2 separate regions of the Homo sapiens genome follow, and region 1 is linked to region 2. Evidence: chromatin loops called from intact Hi-C (ENCODE). Cell type or tissue: mammary epithelial cell. All regions are shown on one strand. Links, peaks and the distances in the headings refer to the core of each region. The heading gives the core; the rest is flanking DNA.

Evidence for each region. Peaks named below come from ENCODE experiments on the same cell type or tissue, not always from the same donor. Only the 100,000 strongest peaks of a DNase experiment are listed, where the experiment ranks them.
Region 1: a loop joins it to region 2, with 8 times the contacts of the local background. A loop is called at or near these places in 20 of 110 quality-filtered maps.

What each region holds. Positions count from the first base shown.
Region 1 is chr22:19,949,092-19,957,753 of GRCh38, reverse strand. All of the region lies in intron 1 of COMT (catechol-O-methyltransferase), which reads right to left. Among named protein-coding and RNA genes, the nearest start is that of MIR4761, 10 kb to the left of the region's middle. RefSeq lists a silencer at 1,859-2,026 and enhancers at 2,329-2,980, 3,245-3,866, 3,867-4,490, 5,814-6,108. In mammary epithelial cell, for the core only: a CTCF peak has its summit at 3,912 (motif pointing right); no DNase peak of the experiment used is centred there.
Region 2 is chr22:19,725,675-19,734,336 of GRCh38, reverse strand. LOC105372861 (a long non-coding RNA gene) reads right to left here and starts at 6,616. Exons shown (of 3, transcript XR_938005.3): 1 at 5,637-6,616; 2 at 1,661-1,894. RefSeq lists enhancers at 3,417-3,711, 7,746-8,321. In mammary epithelial cell, for the core only: a CTCF peak has its summit at 3,513 (motif pointing left); no DNase peak of the experiment used is centred there; H3K4me3 peaks cover 416 bases.

The DNA.
Region 1 (8,662 bases), core at 186-8,185, 220 kb before region 2:
TGATGGTCTTACCTCTCCAGCACAGTAGAGGGCAGGCATGATCGTGCCCACACAGCACCTGCACATGCTTGCCACATGCACGCCACATGCAGATGCACGTGTGAGGGCATCCTCAGTGCCTCACAGTGCGGCCAGGACACAGGCAGCTGGGCTTGACACCTCTGGCTCTAAAGAGCATGAAGCTTCTGGGCCTCAGTGCCAGGCCTGCCCAAGCTTCTCTGCCCAGCAGTCTGCTGCAGAGCTAGAGAGTCCATCACCTCTGTCACCTGGTCAGTATTCTCTCTCACATTGGACACACCCTAGATGACATTCATCTGCCTTTATTTTATTTCTTTAGAGACAGGGTCCTGTTCAATTGCCCAGGCTGGAGTGCAGTGGCGTGATCAAGGCTCACTGCAGCTGCAGCCTTGAACTCCCAGGCTCAAGGCATCCTCCTGAGTAGCTGGGACCACAGGTGCACACCACTGCATCTGGTCTCATCTTTCTTTAAAAGACAGGAATGCTGGCCGGGCGCGGTGGCTCATGCCTGTAATCCCAGCACTTTGGGAGGCCGGGGCGGGCAGATCACGAGGTCAGGAGATCGAGACCATCCTGGCTAACACAGTGAAACCCTGTCTCTACTAAAAATACAAAAAATTGGCCGGGTGTGGTGGCAGGCACCTGTAGTCCCAGCTACTCGGGAGGCTGAGGCAGGAGAATGGCGTGAACCCCAGAGGCGGAGCTTGCAGTGAGCCGAGATCACGCCACTGCACTCCAGCCTGGGTAACAGAGTGAGACTCCGTCTCAAAAAAAAAAAAAAGACAGGAATGTTTTCCATAAATATACTGCAAGTAACATCAGTGAAATGAGACTCTTAAAAATCCTTTAAAATATGAACTATGGCTGGAACAGTGGCCACACCTGTAATCCCAATACTTTGGGAGGCTGAGGCAGGAGGATCACTTGAGCCCAGGCGTTCAGGACCACTCTGGGCAACATAGTAAGACCCTGTCTCTATAAGAAATTAAAAAATAAACTAATTATATGACCTGGTTTCTAGGCTCATTTTAAAAAATCCGTAAAAGATAACTAGAAAATGGGCCTGGTGTGGTGGCTTACGCCTGTAATCCCAGCACTTTGGGAGGCCAAGGCGGGCAGACCACAAGGTCAGGATTTCGAGATCAGCCTGGCCAATATGGTGAAACCCTGTCTCTACTAAAAATACAAAAATTAGCCAGGCTTGGTGGCAAGCACCTGTTAGTCCCAGCTACTCAGGAGGCTGAGGCAGGAGAATAGCCTGAACCTGGGAGGCAGAGGTTGCAGGGAGCTAAGATCACTCCATTGCACTCCAGCCTGGGTGACAGAGCGAGACTCCGTCTCAAAAAAAAAAAAAAAAAAAAAAAAGAGAGCTCAAGACCATCCTGGCCAACATGGTGAAACCCTGTCTCTGCTAAAAATAACAAAAATTAGCTGGGCGTGGTGGTGTGTGCCTGTAGTCCTGGTTACTCAGGAGGCTGAGGCAGGAGAATCACTTGAACCCGGGAGGCGGTTGCAGTGAGCTGAGATCACACCACTGCACTCCAGCCTGGGCAGCAGAGCGAGACTCCATCTCAAAAAAAAAAAAAAAAAAAAAAAAAGAAAAAAAGAAAAAAAAGAAAGAAAGATAACTAGAAACTGACTTTGTTCTCTTTGCAAAGATCTGGGGTCCATCAGTTTTTCATTCTGCTATCACCTCTGTCAGAAGAGTGATTGACACTTTGGTCTCTATTCACCCACATCCTCCTGCTCAGGAAGGTGTCTTTCTCCTCCTCCTGGGAGAAAGACAGCTACCAGGGGCCACGGAGAGAAAGACTGGGCTGCACAGCAAGCTCAGGAGACCTCAGGTTGTGCTCTGAAATGGCTGTGCATCCTCCGTTCTCCACAGAGGGCCAACATGCGGCTGCAGTGACCCTCGGAAAGGCCACTGGCCATTTGGGGCACACTGTTCTCACTATTCCAGAACACAGAACCAATGCTAACAGCACCCTGCACACTGAGAGCCACTGTGGCTTGGACGTGCCTCATCCTGCCCTCACAGGGCTGGTGGCCCAGTCGGGGAGACAAGCATAGAGCCACAGGCGTGATGACAAACAGGACACAGATGGCAGGAAGGAGGCCAGTTCTAAGCGTTTACACACGGGGCAGCTCTGCTCGGCACACAGGTCCCCCACGGGGGCTGCAGAGGGCCCTACCTGGGGCTTGCTCAACAGGGCTGGAAACCCCCAGCAAAGGCTGGAACTGCTGCAAGAAGCCCTGCCCTTTGGGGCTGATCCGGTGTGATAAAGGGGGACCAGGATTCTGGCAGGGGATTCGACTGCGATCCAGTAATCCAGGGAGAGCCAGTACAGGTGCGTAGAGACAGGCCAGGCAGCACCAGGTAGGCCACACGCTTGGGCAGCGCCTGTGGACAGGCTGAGAGGACACCTGGAGGCCAGCCTGGGAGACCCCACAGGCTGCAGCCAGGCCCCGCGCTCATCTCTGGACCCAGGGGCTGGCCACTCACCTCCATCCAGCCTCTGGGAATCTAAAGGAATGACCAGAAGTTTAATGGCCACAAAATACCCATTGAGCCAGGCATGGTGGTGTGCCTATAGCTGCAGCTACTCAGGAGGCTGAAGTGGGAGGATTGCTTGGGCCCAGGAGTTGGAGGCTGGAGTGAGCCATGATTGCACCATGTCGTCCATCCTGGGCGACAGACACTGTCTCTAAAACAACACCACAATAAAAATGCCATCAAATCCAGATGGGGCCTCGCCTCTTTCTGGCAGCACTCTGGGAGTGTCCCCCTCCTGCCACTGTCTCATAACCCCCAGTACAAGAAGCTGTCATTTCTCCAACCTGCAGAGAGGAAGGAGGAGGCAGAGGACTAGCCTCTCACCCCGGTGACACCTGAGAAGAGGTGAGACAGTGCACCTGCTCTGGGCACCCTGCGAGGGGCCTACCTGCTATTTCTGTAAATGAAGCTTTATCAGAACGCACAATCAACCAGGCACGGTGGCTCACGTCTGTAATCCCAGCATTTTGGGAGGCTGAGGCGGGTGGATCACCTGAGGTCAGGAGTTCAAGAACAGCCTGACCAACATGGTGAAACCCCAGTCTCTATTAAAAATACACAATTAGCCAGACATGGTGATGCATGCCTGTAATCCCAGCTACTTGGGAGGCTGAGGCAGGAGAATCGCTAGAACTCGGGAGGTGGAGGTTGCAGTGAGCCGAGATGGTGCCATTACACTCCAGCCTGGGCAACAAGAGTGGGACTCCATCTCAAAACAAAACAAAACAAAAAACGCACAATTGCACAGACATTGTCCGTGGCTGCTCTCATCCGACCATGGCAGAGGTGAGCAGTTGCAACAAAGACTGCACCCTACATAGGGAAAGGGGCTGGTGTGGAAGGGAAGGGGTCAGAATGGAAGGTCAGATGGCCAGGCAGAGGGCAGCCTCCTGTAGCCTCCCCCGCCTGGTATCCTCAGTGGGGCCAGGCCCCCAGGCTCAGGGGAAGGCTTTTTTTTTTTTTGACTCAATACCTAATAGCTAAAGGGAAGGCTTTCACACGGACTGCACACCTGCTTCAAGCCAGGTGCTGCAGGGACCACGGTGACTTTGTCTTCACAGACACACCAAGAGGCAGATGCAAGGGCTGGGCTGAGAGAGGCAAGAGGCTGCACTGCACCTGCAGATTCACAGCCCCAGGGGGCCAGCTGGGCCATCCCTGCCTGTGGGGCCCCTCCACTCCTTTACTGTGGCCCCGTCGGGGCCCCCTCCCCTCCCTTCCATGGGCCAGACCTGCATGGTGGTCGCACATTCGCTTTATCCTTCAAGGGTGTTCTCCTGGTCACATCCGATTCTGCCTTGGCACCTGCTTGGAGGCCCCCTGCAGGTCAACCTGCTCATGTGGCAGGAGCTCAGTGTCCCGGCTCCCAGCAGAGGGCAGGCCTGGGGCAAGAGTGGAGGCTGGCTTGGCTCAGTGTGGAGGGGACAGAAAGGACAGGGGTGCCTTTAGGGAGGGGCAGAAAGGGCCTGGACATGCCTAGTGGGGTGACGTGCAGGCTGGCCATCTGCCCCGCTGGACTGAGCCCGGGAGCCTGCCCTGCCTGGGAATGGGGACTATTTTGGCAGCTGCTGAGTACTGTAAACAAAGCCGGCTGGGTGCAGTGGCTCACGCCTGTAATCCCAGCACTTTGGGAGGCTGAGGCAGGCAGATCACAAGGTCTGGAGTTGGAGACCATCCTGGCCAACATGGTGAAACTCTGTTTCCACTAAAAATGCAAAAAATGAGCCGGGCATGGTGGCGGGTGCCTGTAGTCCCAGCTACTCGGGAGGCTGAGGCAGGAGAATCGCTTGAACCGTGGAGGTGGAGGTTGTTGCAGTGAGTGGAGATAGTGCCACTGCACTCCAGCCTGGGCAACAGAGCGAGACTCTGTCTCAAAAAAACAACAACAAAAAAACAAAGCCCCAGCATCTGGACCAGGCTCTGGGCCAGGCCTGCATCCAGACCGCACTGGATGTGAGTGGAATCTGACCTCCTCATTGCTCTCCTCAAGGCTGAGTGGCAGCCCCACCCCCAGCGCCCAGGCCATGAGTCCTGAGGCCCACCGTGGCAGCAGCCTGGACAAAGACTCCCCCATCACACTCCGGCCAGGCTCCTCTGAGCACGTTTCTCGGCTGAGCCTCACCTTGGCCTATCAGGCCTTGAACAAACACTAACAAAGCTGCTGCTGCTTCATTTTATTTATTTATTTATTTATTTATTTATTTATTTATTTATTTATTTATTTATTTTTTGAGACGGGCTGTCACTCTGTCACACAGACTGGAGTGCAGTGGCGCGATCTCGGCTCACTGCAACCTCCGCCTCCTGGGTTCAAGCGATTCTCCTGCCTCAGCCTCCTGAGTAGCTGGGATTATAGGCTCACACCACCACGCCTAGCTAATTTTTGTATTTTTAGTAGAGACAAGGTTTCACCATGTTGGTCAGGCTGGTCTTGAACTCCTGACCTTGTGATCTGCCCACCTCGGCCTCCCAAAGTGCTGGGATTACAGGCGTGAGCCACTGCGCTCGGCTGTTTTTTTTTTGTTGTTGTTTTGTTTTGTTTTGAGACGGAGTCTTGCTCTGTCTCCCAGGCTAGAGTGCAGTGGCGCAATCTCGGCTCACTGCAAGCTCCATCCCCCGGGTTCATGGCATTCTCCTGCCTCAGCCTCCCAGTAGCTGGGACTACAGGCGCCCGCCACCACGCCCGGCTAACTTTTTTGTGTTTTTGGTAGAGACGGGGTTTCACCATGTTAGCCAGGATGGTCTCGATCTCCTGACCTCATGATCCGCCCGCCTTGGCCTCCCAAAGTGCTGGGATTACAGGCATGAGCCACCGCACCTGCCTGGCCTTTTTGTTTTTAAAGACAGGGTCTTGCTCTGTCGCCCAGGCGGGAGTGCAGTGGCGTGATCACCTCTGCCGCCCAGGCTGGAGTGCAGTGGTGCAATCAGCTTGCTGCAACCTTGAACTCTTGGGCTCCAGCAGTCCTCCTGCTTCAGCCTCCTGAGTAACTGGGACTACACAGGGGCATGCCGCAGTGCCTGGCTAATTTTTTAAAAATTATTTTTGTAGAGACAGCGTCTTGCTATGTTGCCCAGGCTGGTCTTAAACTCCTGGCCTCAAGTGATTCTCCAGCCTCAGCCTCCCAAAGTGCTGGGATTACAGGTGTAAGCCATACTGCACATGGCTTCTAACAGCTCAAGGCCACATTCCTAAAATGATCCCAGCCCCCTTCAAAGCGCCTGCCTGAGAAAGTCATGGCTACCAAGAGAATTTCCTGTGTTCTGGCCAACACCTGAAGATGGGGCCCCTGTCTCCCAGCCTCTGTGGGACTGGGGGCCTGACTTCAGTAAGCCCCCGTGGCAAACCCAGATTGGTTTCCCAAGGCTAACCCTCCCTTCCTGCTTTTGGTAATTTTCCACTTTCCTCACTCCACTGAGTCCCCACTGTTCTTCCTCCCCACTCCCCACTTCTTTGCACAACTCGGAGCGGAGCTCGGCTCTCTCCCCTCCTGTCACTGGTCACCAAATATTATAATTTCCGTCCTCACCACTTTAATGTCCAGCTGTGTTTCTCTGTGATCAGGGGCCAGGACTTGGATCTGGATGGGAACCACCATCCGATCAACCCTCGGATGCAACAACCGGAGCACACAGTGTACACAGCGATCCGTGTTATCTCCACTCTGCCTGCTCATGCGGGAGTCACATGGTTTGATTTGTGATCCAGTGGTCCGGAAGAATATCGGATGCAGCAGTGAGGACAGACATTGCTTCTAATGATTTTATGATTCTGAGTAAGGCTCTGAGGCGCTAAGAGTCCCAGGCTTTTTTTTTTTTTTTTTTTGGGACAGAGTCTTGCTCTGTCGCCCAGGCTGGAGTGCAGTGGCATAATCTCGGCTCATTGCAAGCTCCGTCCCCCGGGTTCATGCCATTCTCCTGCCTCAGCCTCCCAAGTAGCTGGGACTATAGGTGCCCACCACAACGCCCGGCTAATTTTTTGTATTTTTAGTAGAGATGGGGTTTCACCGTGTTAGCCAGGATGGTCTTGATCTCCTGACCTCGTGATTCGCCCGCCTCGGCCTCCCAAAGTGCTGGGATTACAGGCGTGCGCCACCGCGCCCGCCCCAGGCTTCTTCTGAACGCTACCTACCTCCTGGGCTGGAAGTTCTTCTTCCTAGTGCCTCGTTCCCAGAGGGGATTCACTCCTGACTCCTGGTGGAGCTGTCTTGCCCCCTCTGTTCTGTGTTCTTGCTCCTCCCGTGGGAGCGTCTTACTGGAGCCCTGCTGATCATGCCCTCTGCGCTACTTTAATCAGCACATCAAAACAAAACTGCAAGGAACAAGTGCGCCTCTGTCTGCTTCCTTCCTTGTTGATGTGACTTTACCAAGGATAATTTGGAACATCAGTGGCTCCTTTGGGATACTTGAGATCTCCCCAAACTAGCTCCTCTCAGGCCTCTCCCTTCCTATCACCTCCATACTTCCCTACTTTCTCTTGAAGGAGACACCCCCTTCAAGTCTGGCCTCCTCCACCTGTGGATCCCCGCTGCAGGCCTCTCTCTTCCCCCTCCAGCCCCTCAACTCCCCACGGTCCCTGGAACTTTAGGCTTCCTGCCCCATCAGGGGCTCGCAGTGCCTCAGGGACCCACAAAAGCAACCAGCTGAGCTCACTGGAAACATGTAGTCATCCATCAGGGCAAAACAAGTCGTAAAGGTCTTATCCACAAATACAGGTAGAAAGCCTTCCCCTCACATGGAGCAAGTGACCCTTAACTTGTCCAATTTGCCAGAAACACAGTTCAGATAAAAATATAAAATAGGGCTGGGTGGTGGCTCACACCTGTAATCCCAGCACTTTGGGAGGCCAAGGTAAGTGGATCACTTGAGGCTAGGAGTTCAAGACCAGCCTGGGCAACACAGCAAGACCTTGTCTCTACAGAAAAAAAAAAAAAAAAAAAAAAGAAAAGAAAAGAAAAGAAAAAATATATAAAATAGAGTAAAAAAAAAAGTGAGAACTAGCTCTTATATAAACTAGTGAGTTGTGTTTTGTTAATTGCGTTTGATAATATATTGGCCTAAAAAAGCTTACAAGATGTTTTCAGTAACTTTCAACCTCAGAGTCATACTAAGTGAAGTTAAATAATAGACATTCATTGAATATCTAAATAATACCTGAAGAGAAGAAAGTGCTGAAACATTCATTATTAAGCGTAACTTTTTGTACTTTTTGGCTTCTTATTTTTATATGGTACAGACTGGCTAAAGGTATTCTGGTCTGTTAATAAACATGTACTTGGCACTTAAAAACATTGTACTATAAAAAGGATATACCTCTAGAGATTATAAGATGGTATATTCATAAAATTTGCCAACAAACTGGTAAATGACAGACAATTTCCAATTGTCTTCTTCCCAGTTTTACTTGTAAAATACAAGTTATGGCCGGGCGTGGTGACTCATGCCTGTAATCTCAGTGCTTTAGGGGGCTGAGGTTGGAGAATTACTTGAGCCCGGGAGTTCAAGGGTGCAGTGAGTCCTGATTGTGCCACTGCACTCCAGCCTGGGCAAAAGAGCAAGACGCTGTCTCTTTAAAAAAAAAATACCGGTTACTAATGGTTAAAAATTATAATCAATATATGAAAACAAAACTCCTAGAAACAATAAGAATGAGGGAAACAATTTCCTATACAAAGTATGGGAGGAAGATAGGATGTGTTTTTATATGAAAAGTATGCAAAGAATGTAGAGTGTTTTTGTTAAAGAAAGGGATGTAATTTTGTCCTGAAGTAAAATTACAAAAAGAGGAAAAATATGGGACAAAGCCTGAATGGCCCAGGAATTCGAGACAAGCCTGGGAAACATGATGAAACCCTGTTTCTATAAAAAAACTCAAAAATTATTAGCCTGGCATGGTGGTACATGCCTGTAGTCCCAGCTACTTGGGAGGGTGAGGCAGGAGGATCGCTTGAGCCCAGGAGGTCAAGGCTGCAGTAAGCTGAGATCTCACCACTGCACTCCATCCTGGGTGACAGACTGAGATTCTGTCTCAAAACAAAAGCAACTGTGAATGGATACAGAAAGTTATCCCTATGTTTCCCAGGCTGGTCTTGA
Region 2 (8,662 bases), core at 166-8,165:
GCCTCACGTACTGCTCTGCGTACTGGTGCCTCTCTGGCCCTAGCCCCCAGGCTACCCTCCTGGAGGAAGCCAGTGCAGTTGGTGCCGCGCGAGCACCTTCAGTGGGCAATAAGGGCACGGGGTGGGCATGCTGGGACAGGCGGCTGTCAGGGGCTCCTACCCTCCCCAGCCCTGCTCAGACAGCAGCCCGTTCCTCGGCATTTACAAAGTTTGGCTGGAACTCTTCAATAGCATCTTTAAATAAACAAAGCATAGAGAAAAGCAACTCCCCAAATACAAAGCACATCAAAATAGATTTTGAAGCAGACACCCGGGCAGAGCTCGGCCCTGGATCTGCCCGTAGGCACCTCCTTGAAGCCCCACCCCAGCTTGGGATCCCCTGACTGGCAGGTACAGCTGCCACATGGTGCAATGCAGTTGGCAGAAGCCTTGGTCTGCTCTGTGGGCTGATGCTGCCCTGGGACCCTCACCCCTGGCTCACTGGACCTCCAGCCATAGACTGAGGCTTTCCTCCCAGGAGTGGGCACCCTAATTCTGTCAACATGGTCCAGCCAAATGGGGACCTGCTGGTGCCCAGCTGGGGTCTGTGCCCCCACATCCCATGGGTCCATCAGGCAAAGTTCAATGGCTTCCCTTCCAGATCCTCCCATCTTTGAGGGTTCCTGTACCCCACCAGGAGTGCAGTGACCTTGCAGGGCTGGCCCTAAGGTCCTGCGTGGCTGGGACAAAGAGAGTGGAGAGAGTCACACCTGGGCGGCCTGGGAAGGGCAGGGCAGACTGGTCCCTGTGGTTGAGTGAGCCCTCGCCTTCCCGGCCCATTTCCAGTCTGTTAGGCCTGGAGTCCCTCAATTTGTCAGACATGCTTAAATACACCTAGGTGAGCCCCAGAGGACTTCGTACTAGGGGGAATCCCAGTGCGGGGAGGAGGGAGCTGGCCCTCTCAGGAGGGATGGAAGAGGAGTGAAGTGCCTCTGCCAGGTGGGGGTCTGGGGCCAAGGGATCTGCACCCCCCCAGCCCTTGACCCTGGCAGCCGGCAGGCTCCAGACAGGTCTGCACACTGGTATGAATGATTGAACGTGAATGGATGACGGGAGATGGGCTCCCCTGCACACCCCAGCACCCTACTCCCCTTGCGCTCTTCTCCCTGGGACATTCTGGAAAAGCCAGACCCTCCTACAGGCTGAGCTGAGCACACTTCCAGCTGCTGCACACTCTGAACCCTCCCCTGAGACATCGCTAGTGCTAGACTCAAGGGTTTGCTCTGAGGATGAAGGCGACAGTCCAGGTAACCAGGCCCAGGCCAGCCCAGTGACAGTCAGTGCCTGTCTCAGGCACAGAATTCCAACATCTCTGAAGGTCTTTCTAGACAAGAAGCAGCCCTCATCCCCAACCCCACGGCTCTTTGAGACAAGCTGGGGTGATGTCACGGTGGACATCTGTGTTTCCTTGTGTACAATGCCCTTATGCCCACCACGGGAACCCTGGGAATGTCTGTAGGCTAGACCCTGGACAGGGGTTGCTGAGGCCGGCCCGGCTAGAACTAGGCTGCTGAGCACACCCCACAGCTCCAGGGAGCACTCCCCCAGGCCCTCTCAAGCCTCTCCCACTGGGTACTGACTCTGCACCTGCCCTGTGTGTATGTGTGTGGGGTGCGCTCACCTGCGGGGGATCCACCTGGCCCATCTCTCACCACCTTTTGTCCAGCTGGCCCTCAGTACCCTGGGGGGTGGTGGTGACAGGAAGACAGGATAGAAGGAGGCATTTCCTATGGGCAGAGAAGACCCCCAGGAGGGCTTCACTGGGTAGGACATGCTGATCCCTAGTTCCTGAGGGGCCAGCAACAGGGGGTCTCCTGATGAGGACACAGAGTTGCTCCCTGCAGACGTTTCCTGTCTGGAGAGAGAAAGTGAGGATGTGAGTGTGTACATCCAGTGTAGACAGTGCTCAGTCAGTTCGACTGTGCTGGGTGTGGGGGCCACTGGGGTTCCCCTCAGGGCTGTTTATTTTTATTTTATTTTTTTGAGACAGAGTTTAGCTCTGTCACCCAGGTTGGCGTGCAGTGGCGTGATCTGGGGTCACTGCAACCTCTGCCTCCTGGGCTCAAGCCATCCTCCCCCTGCAGCCTCCAGAGTAGCTGGGATTACAGGTGCCCAACACCACCACGCCCGGCTAATTTTTGTATTTTTAGTAGAGGCAGGGTTTCACCATGATGGCCAGGCTGGTCTTGAACTCCTGGCCTCAAGTGATATGCCTGCCTCAGCCTGAGGGCTGTTTAAAGAGGGACAGACACAGCCAAGGACAGGCCTAGTCCCTAAGACCAGTGGCCCTGAAGCCCTCCCTTCAGCCTGTGGAGGTAGTGCTTTGAGAGCCCCTGCTGATTTATGGTCCTCCTGGGGGCGGGCAGGCGGGGGACGGAGTTATGGCTGCAAAGGTCTCCCTCCCTCCTCTACCTCCCTGTTGGGGGTCAGCCGGGGTGGGGGTACGGTGGCTCTCAGCTGGTTTCCAGATGGGCTTTGTGGAAGGGGCGCCCAGAGCGGGGAGGCCAGACACCCAAGCAAGGGTCCTGGCCCGTGTCAACGGGGCCACCACAGTGCCACTGTCTCTGGTCTCTCCTCTAGACCTGGCTCCCATCTCTGTCTCGGTCCCCATCTCTGTCACATGCAGCCCCCCTTCCCCACCCGTTGGCAGGGTGGGTGGGGGTGGGACCTGGTGATTTATCACCTTCAGCCTGTCTTCCATCGGAAACACAGGGGGTGGGCGCAGACGCTGCGCTGAGCTATGGGCCCCCAGGGCCCCGCCACCCACCCCAATGTTGTTGCTCCGTCTGGGCAGGGGGTGCAGTCCCCCCCACGTGGCCAGGACTTCAGCTCCCCAGACCTTCCCAGGACCTCCTCCACGGGGCCCCATTAATGCCTCGGCTAGTCGGGGGTCAGCCCAGCTCTGAAGCTGAGGCTAGGGCCACCCCAGGCTGGAGGGGGCCCACGAAGGACCCCACAGGCAACTCTCTCCAGGCGGGGCCAGAGGTGACAGAGCCTCTTTTCCTGCATCATTGATGGCCCATGGACCCGGCATCCCTGGCAGAGGCCATGGAGTCCAGGCCTTCAGGTCGCCCGCCCCTCCCCCGCGGCGGTGTGCACAGCCCGGGGCCCAATAAGTGTTTACCGAGCAAACACCAGCGGGAGGGGGACAGCGCACCTGGGTTGACCCCCACCCCACGCCCAGCGGAAGAAGTCCCTTATCTTCCCGGCTGACAGGCTGTCAGTGCACCAGGGCAGGGGCGGGGGCTACGCTCATCCCGCCCCGTCTGTCAGCCGCCACGCGGCGACACCCTCCCCGCCCTCACTAGGGGCAGCCTGCCCGTCCCACTCGGTGCAGCTCGCCGCCAGCCTGGACAACCCAGCGCCCCCGCTCCAGGCCTTCGTTTCTCCGCGGACCCCAGCTGTCTGCACCCACAGTGCCCACCTCTTTCCGCGCTCCCCCCTTAGCCAGCGTTTTCTGCAGACCGCGAGCGCCCTCTGGTGCCTGCCTAGGGTTGCTCGCCCATGGGGAGGACACGACTAGGCCCTCGCCCTGGGAGCTTCCTGGCCGGTCTGTGAAACCGGCGGGTGCGGCCTGAGCTGTGAGCCTCGCGGCCCAGCCCTCACTGACCACCACTGGCCATCACAGACTGGGTTGGAGAGGCTGCCGCTGACACGGCGTTTGTCTTGGCCTTTGCGGGACAAGACAGATGACCATCTTGCAGGGCCTCACTCACTCGCTCGCTCACTCACTAGCTGGCTGTGTATAGGCCCAAGATGTGGCTTGAACCCCAGATGGGTCTTGGGGACACAGGCCTGGACACTGTCCTGCACTATGTGTCAGGCCAGGGCAGGCCTAGGAAGCTCTGTGAGAATGGGCTTGGGAGGGGCCTCTAAGATTGAGGAGTAGCCACAGCGGGAAGGGCGTGCCCCGTGGAGGGACTGGCGCGGGCAAAGGCATGGAGGGCCTGGCCCATGGGGGAGGGTGCACCAGGGCTGGGCCTTGACCTAAGGCTGAGATCCCAGGAGCCCAGGGAGGTGGGGTGGGCAATGGTGGTGAGAGGGCCCTTGGGCTGCAGGGCAAGGAGCCCTGAATCAGCTAGCCTGGGACTGGAGGTGCGGGGTCCAGGCAGGGCTTGGAGACGGGACCCCCAACCTGTTCCTGCCTAGAAGGAAGAGTCTGAGGTCACAGAGGGGCCCAGCTCATCAGTGGGGAGGGGGTCCTGGGGCAGGTGTGTTGTCTGTGAAATGAAGGACAATGCTGGGATCAAGGTGGTGCCCAGATCTGCAGGGAGGGTGTGCCTTTCTCCCGTCCCCACAGGGCCATTCAGGTATACTGAACTGGGACTACTCACTTCCCCACACCCCTTGGAGGCTGAGGCCCCAGGGTCAGTGTGTGGAGGGTCAGCTCAGAGTCAGGCATGGGGACTGGGGGCTCCCAGGCAGCCAAGGAAGGTCAGCCAGCGAGGGAAGCCCTGTGCCTTCCACAGTCAGTACCTTGGCACGAACCAGTCTAAACCACGGAGAGCCGGCAAGAGGAGGGATTGTGGAGGAATCATAGGGTTCGGCTGCCCCGCCGACCAGCAGGCAGGAAGTTCTTCCTTAGGTCTAACCACACAGTGATTCCAGTAGCTTTCCTCAACAGGAGTCCCTCTGCCTCTGCAGCTCCTGCCCTTCAGGGCCCCCCCTGCCACCCCCTGAGCGACACACTGGCCCAGGAGACCTCAAGCCTTGCAAGCAGTGGGCTGCCCACTCCCCCTATCTCCTGCTGGGGCCTTTTCCCACAGACCAGAGGAGCGTCCTTCTCTTGGCTGGGGGCCACCTAAGACCCTGGGCCACTTTCTCCTGGGCTGTACATTTGCACCCCAAAGACCTCAGTGAGGCAGAGAAGGGATGCAAGAGGCCTGCCTCAGCCCTGTTTCCAGTTCACACAAAAAATGCTCTGGGGCCCAGCAGAGAGCCCCCTTCTGGGATCTGGTTTCTTAGAGAAAGTGGGGAGCACACCCCCTCCCCTGCCCTGCTTGGACTGAGTTTAGAGTGTTGCACATGCACGGTGTTATGACGATGGTTACCTCTGACCTACACTAGGACCTCTGGAGGTGCCAGGCCACCGCTGGGGAGGGCAAGCTGGGCAGTTCATTTGTATAAAGGGGGCCACTGTCCTCGATGTGGTGATAAGGCCGGATGGACAACCACAGTCGGCTGCAGCCCACAATGGGCCGGATGCCCTGCACCTGCTCACAAAGGCAGGGGTGGTTCCTGCCTCACGTCTGACTGGCAGCCTCGAGATAGCATCAGCCCCACAGGAGGGCCATCTGTCTTGTCCCACAAAGGCCAGGACAAAGGCCATGTCAGTGGCAGCCTCCCCGACCCGGTCAGTGGTGGTCAGTGATGGCCATTGGGGGCTGAGGGCCTTCCTGGGCCGGGCAGCCAGGACCTGAGGCTCCTCATCTGGGGCCTCTCTGGGATGCATGGAGAATAGTTTCCATTGTTCATAAGGCCAGACAGGTGGGGGCCACATGGACGGTGGCAGAGGAACCCTGTCCCTGGCACCCCAGGCCAGCCCAAATAGTGAGGAAGGCGTCAGTCACCTCCTAAGTTGGGCACCATGTGCTGACCTGTTTGCTCAGCTCCAGAATCCGGGCAGGGCAGTGGGAGGCCAGAGACTGGAGAACTCTGAGAAGCCCCTTGCTGGTCTGGGCAGTCGGAGAGGCCTTCCTGAGGGAAGTGGTGGCCCGGTGGGGGACTCGCCAGAGGCACAGGAGATGAGCAAGGAGCAGTGGCATGGAGAGTACCTTGTGCCAGTCAGAAGGAACATGCAGGCCCCGTGTGGTGCAGCCTGGGAGCCTGGGGAAGGCAGCAGCTGTGGGCAGGGACAGGAACGGCTCTTGGCTGGCAGGAGCAGGCTGCCAGCCCTGAGCCCTGGCAGAAGGGGTCTGGGGCCAGGGCCGCTGCTGTGGGATGGGGAGGGATGGCAGGAAGAGGGTTTGGGGGTGTTGGTGGAGCCTGTGGGGGGGCAAGTTCACTCCAGAACACAATGATTCCAGAGACCCTGCAACCCCTGAGGTCCACTCATCGCTGTGGGGCCCTCCAAGAACCCCCACCGCATGTGACTCTGTCACATAGAGGCCATCTTCTCATTCGGATGGTCCAGGGATCCCGGATGGAGCAACAGACCTGAACCAGCCCTGGTCACCTGCCCCAACGCTCCCCTAGTGAACTGAATGCTGCCAACGCCGCAGTCCCTGCATCAGGAAACCCAACCCTTGAAATGCTCTTGGTGTCCTCAAGGCCGGCACTGTCCACAAGAACCAGCCCCTGAACATGCTCAGAGGACGAGACACACTGCTGGGACTGTCCTCACTGCCTAGAGTGTTCTCACCACCCCCAAAGCATCCTCACTGCCCCCACAGCGTCCTCACTGTCTACCGTGTCCTCACTGCCCCCACAGCACCCTCACTGTCCGCGCAGCGCCCTCACTGCCCCCCAGAGCATCCTCACTGTCCCCACAGCACCCTCACTGTCCACAGCGTACTCACCGCGTCCACGGAGCCCTCGCCACCCCCACAGCATCCACAGCGTCAACATCTGCAGCGTCCTCACCGCCCCCACAGCGTCCTCACCGCGTCCAAAGAGCCCTCGCCACCCCCACAGCATCCACAGCGTCAACATCTGCAGCGTCCTCACCGCCCCCACAGCGCCCTCACCGCGTCCACAGCATCTTCACCGCCCCCACAGCGTCCTCACCGCCCCCACAGCGTCCTCACCGCGTCCACAGCGTCCTCACGGCGTCCACAGCCTCCTCATCGCCCCTACAGCGCCCTCACCGCGTCCACAGCGTCCTCACCGCCCCCACAGCGCCCTCATCGGGTCCACAGCGCCCTCACCGCCCCGAGAGCGTCCTCACCGCCCCGACAGCGTCCTCACCGCCCCCACAGCGTCCTCACCGCCCCCACAGCGTCCTCACAGCCCCGACAGCGTCCTCACCGCGTCCACAGCGTCCTCACCACCCCGACAGTGTCCTCACGGCGTCCACAGCGTCCTCACTGTCCCCACAGTGTCCTCACCGCGTCCACAGCGTCCTCAACGTCCGCAGCGCCCTCACCGCCCCCACAGCGTCCTCACCGCCCCCACAGCGTCCTCACCTCCCCGACAGCGTCCTCACCGCCCCGACAGCGTCCTCACGGCGTCCACAGCGTCCTCACCGTCCCCACAGTGTCGTCACCGCGTCCACAGCGTCCTTAATGTCCGCAGCGTCCTCACCGCCCCCACAGCGTCCTCACCGCGTCCACAGCGCCCTCACCGCGTCCACAGCGCCCTCACAGCCCCGACAGCGTCCTCACCGCCCCCACAGCGTCCTCACCACCCCGACAGCGTCCTCACGGCGTCCACAGCGTCCTCACTGTCCCCACAGTGTCCTCACTGCGTCCACAGCGTCCTCAACGTCCGCAGCGCCCTCACCGCCCCGACAGCGTCCTCACCGCCCCCACAGCGCCCTCACCGCCCCGACAGCGTCCTCACCGCCCCGACAGCGTCCTCACCGCCCCCACAGCGTCCTCACGGCGTCCACAGCGTCCTCACCGCCCCGACAGCGCCCTCGCCGCGTCCACAGCGCCCTCACCGCCCCCACAGCGTCCTCACCGCCCCGACAGCGTCCTCACCGCCCCCACAGCGTCCTCACGGCGTCCACAGCGTCCTCACCGCGTCCACAGCGTCCTCACCGTCCCCACAGTGTCCTCACCGCGTCCACAGCGTCCTCACCGCCCCGACAGCTCCCTCGCCGCGTCCACAGCGTCCTCACCGCGTCCACAGCGTCCTCACCGCCCTGACAGCTCCCTCGCCGCGTCCACAGCGTCCTCACCGCGTCCACAGCGTCCTCACCGTCCCCACAGCGTCCTCACGGCGTCCACAGCGTCCTCACCGCGTCCACAGCGTCCTCACCGCCCCCACAGCGTCCTCACAGCGTCCACAGCGTCCTCATCGCGTCCACAGCGTCCTCACCGCCCCCACAGCGCCCTCACCGCGTCCACAGCGCCCTCACCGTCCCGACAGCGTCCTCACCGCCCCGACAGCGTCCTCACGGCCCCGACAGCGTCCTCACGGTCCCCACAGCGTCCTCACCGTCCCCACAGCGTCCTCACCGCGTCCACAGCGTCCTCACCGCCCCGACAGCGTCCTCACCGCCCCGACAGCGTCCTCATCGCCCCCACAGCGTCCTCAACGTCCGCAGCGTCCTCACTGCCCCGACAGCGTCCACAGCGTCCTCACCGTCCCCACAGCGCCCTCACCGCGTCCACAGCGTCCTCACCGCCCCGACAGCTCCCTCGCCGCGTCCACAGCGTCCTCACCGCGTCCACAGCGTCCTCACCGCCCTGACAGCTCCCTCGCCGCGTCCACAGCGTCCTCACGGCCCCGACAGCGTCCTCACGGTCCCCACAGCGTCCTCACCGTCCCCACAGCGTCCTCACCGCGTCCACAGCGTCCTCACCGCCCCGACAGCGTCCTCACGGTCCCCACAGCGTCCTCACCGCCCCCACAGCGTCCTCACCGCGTCCACAGCGCCCTCACCGCCCCCACAGCGTCCTCAGTGTCCACAGCGTTCTCACCGCCCCCACAGTGTACTCATTGTCCCCAATGTCCTCAT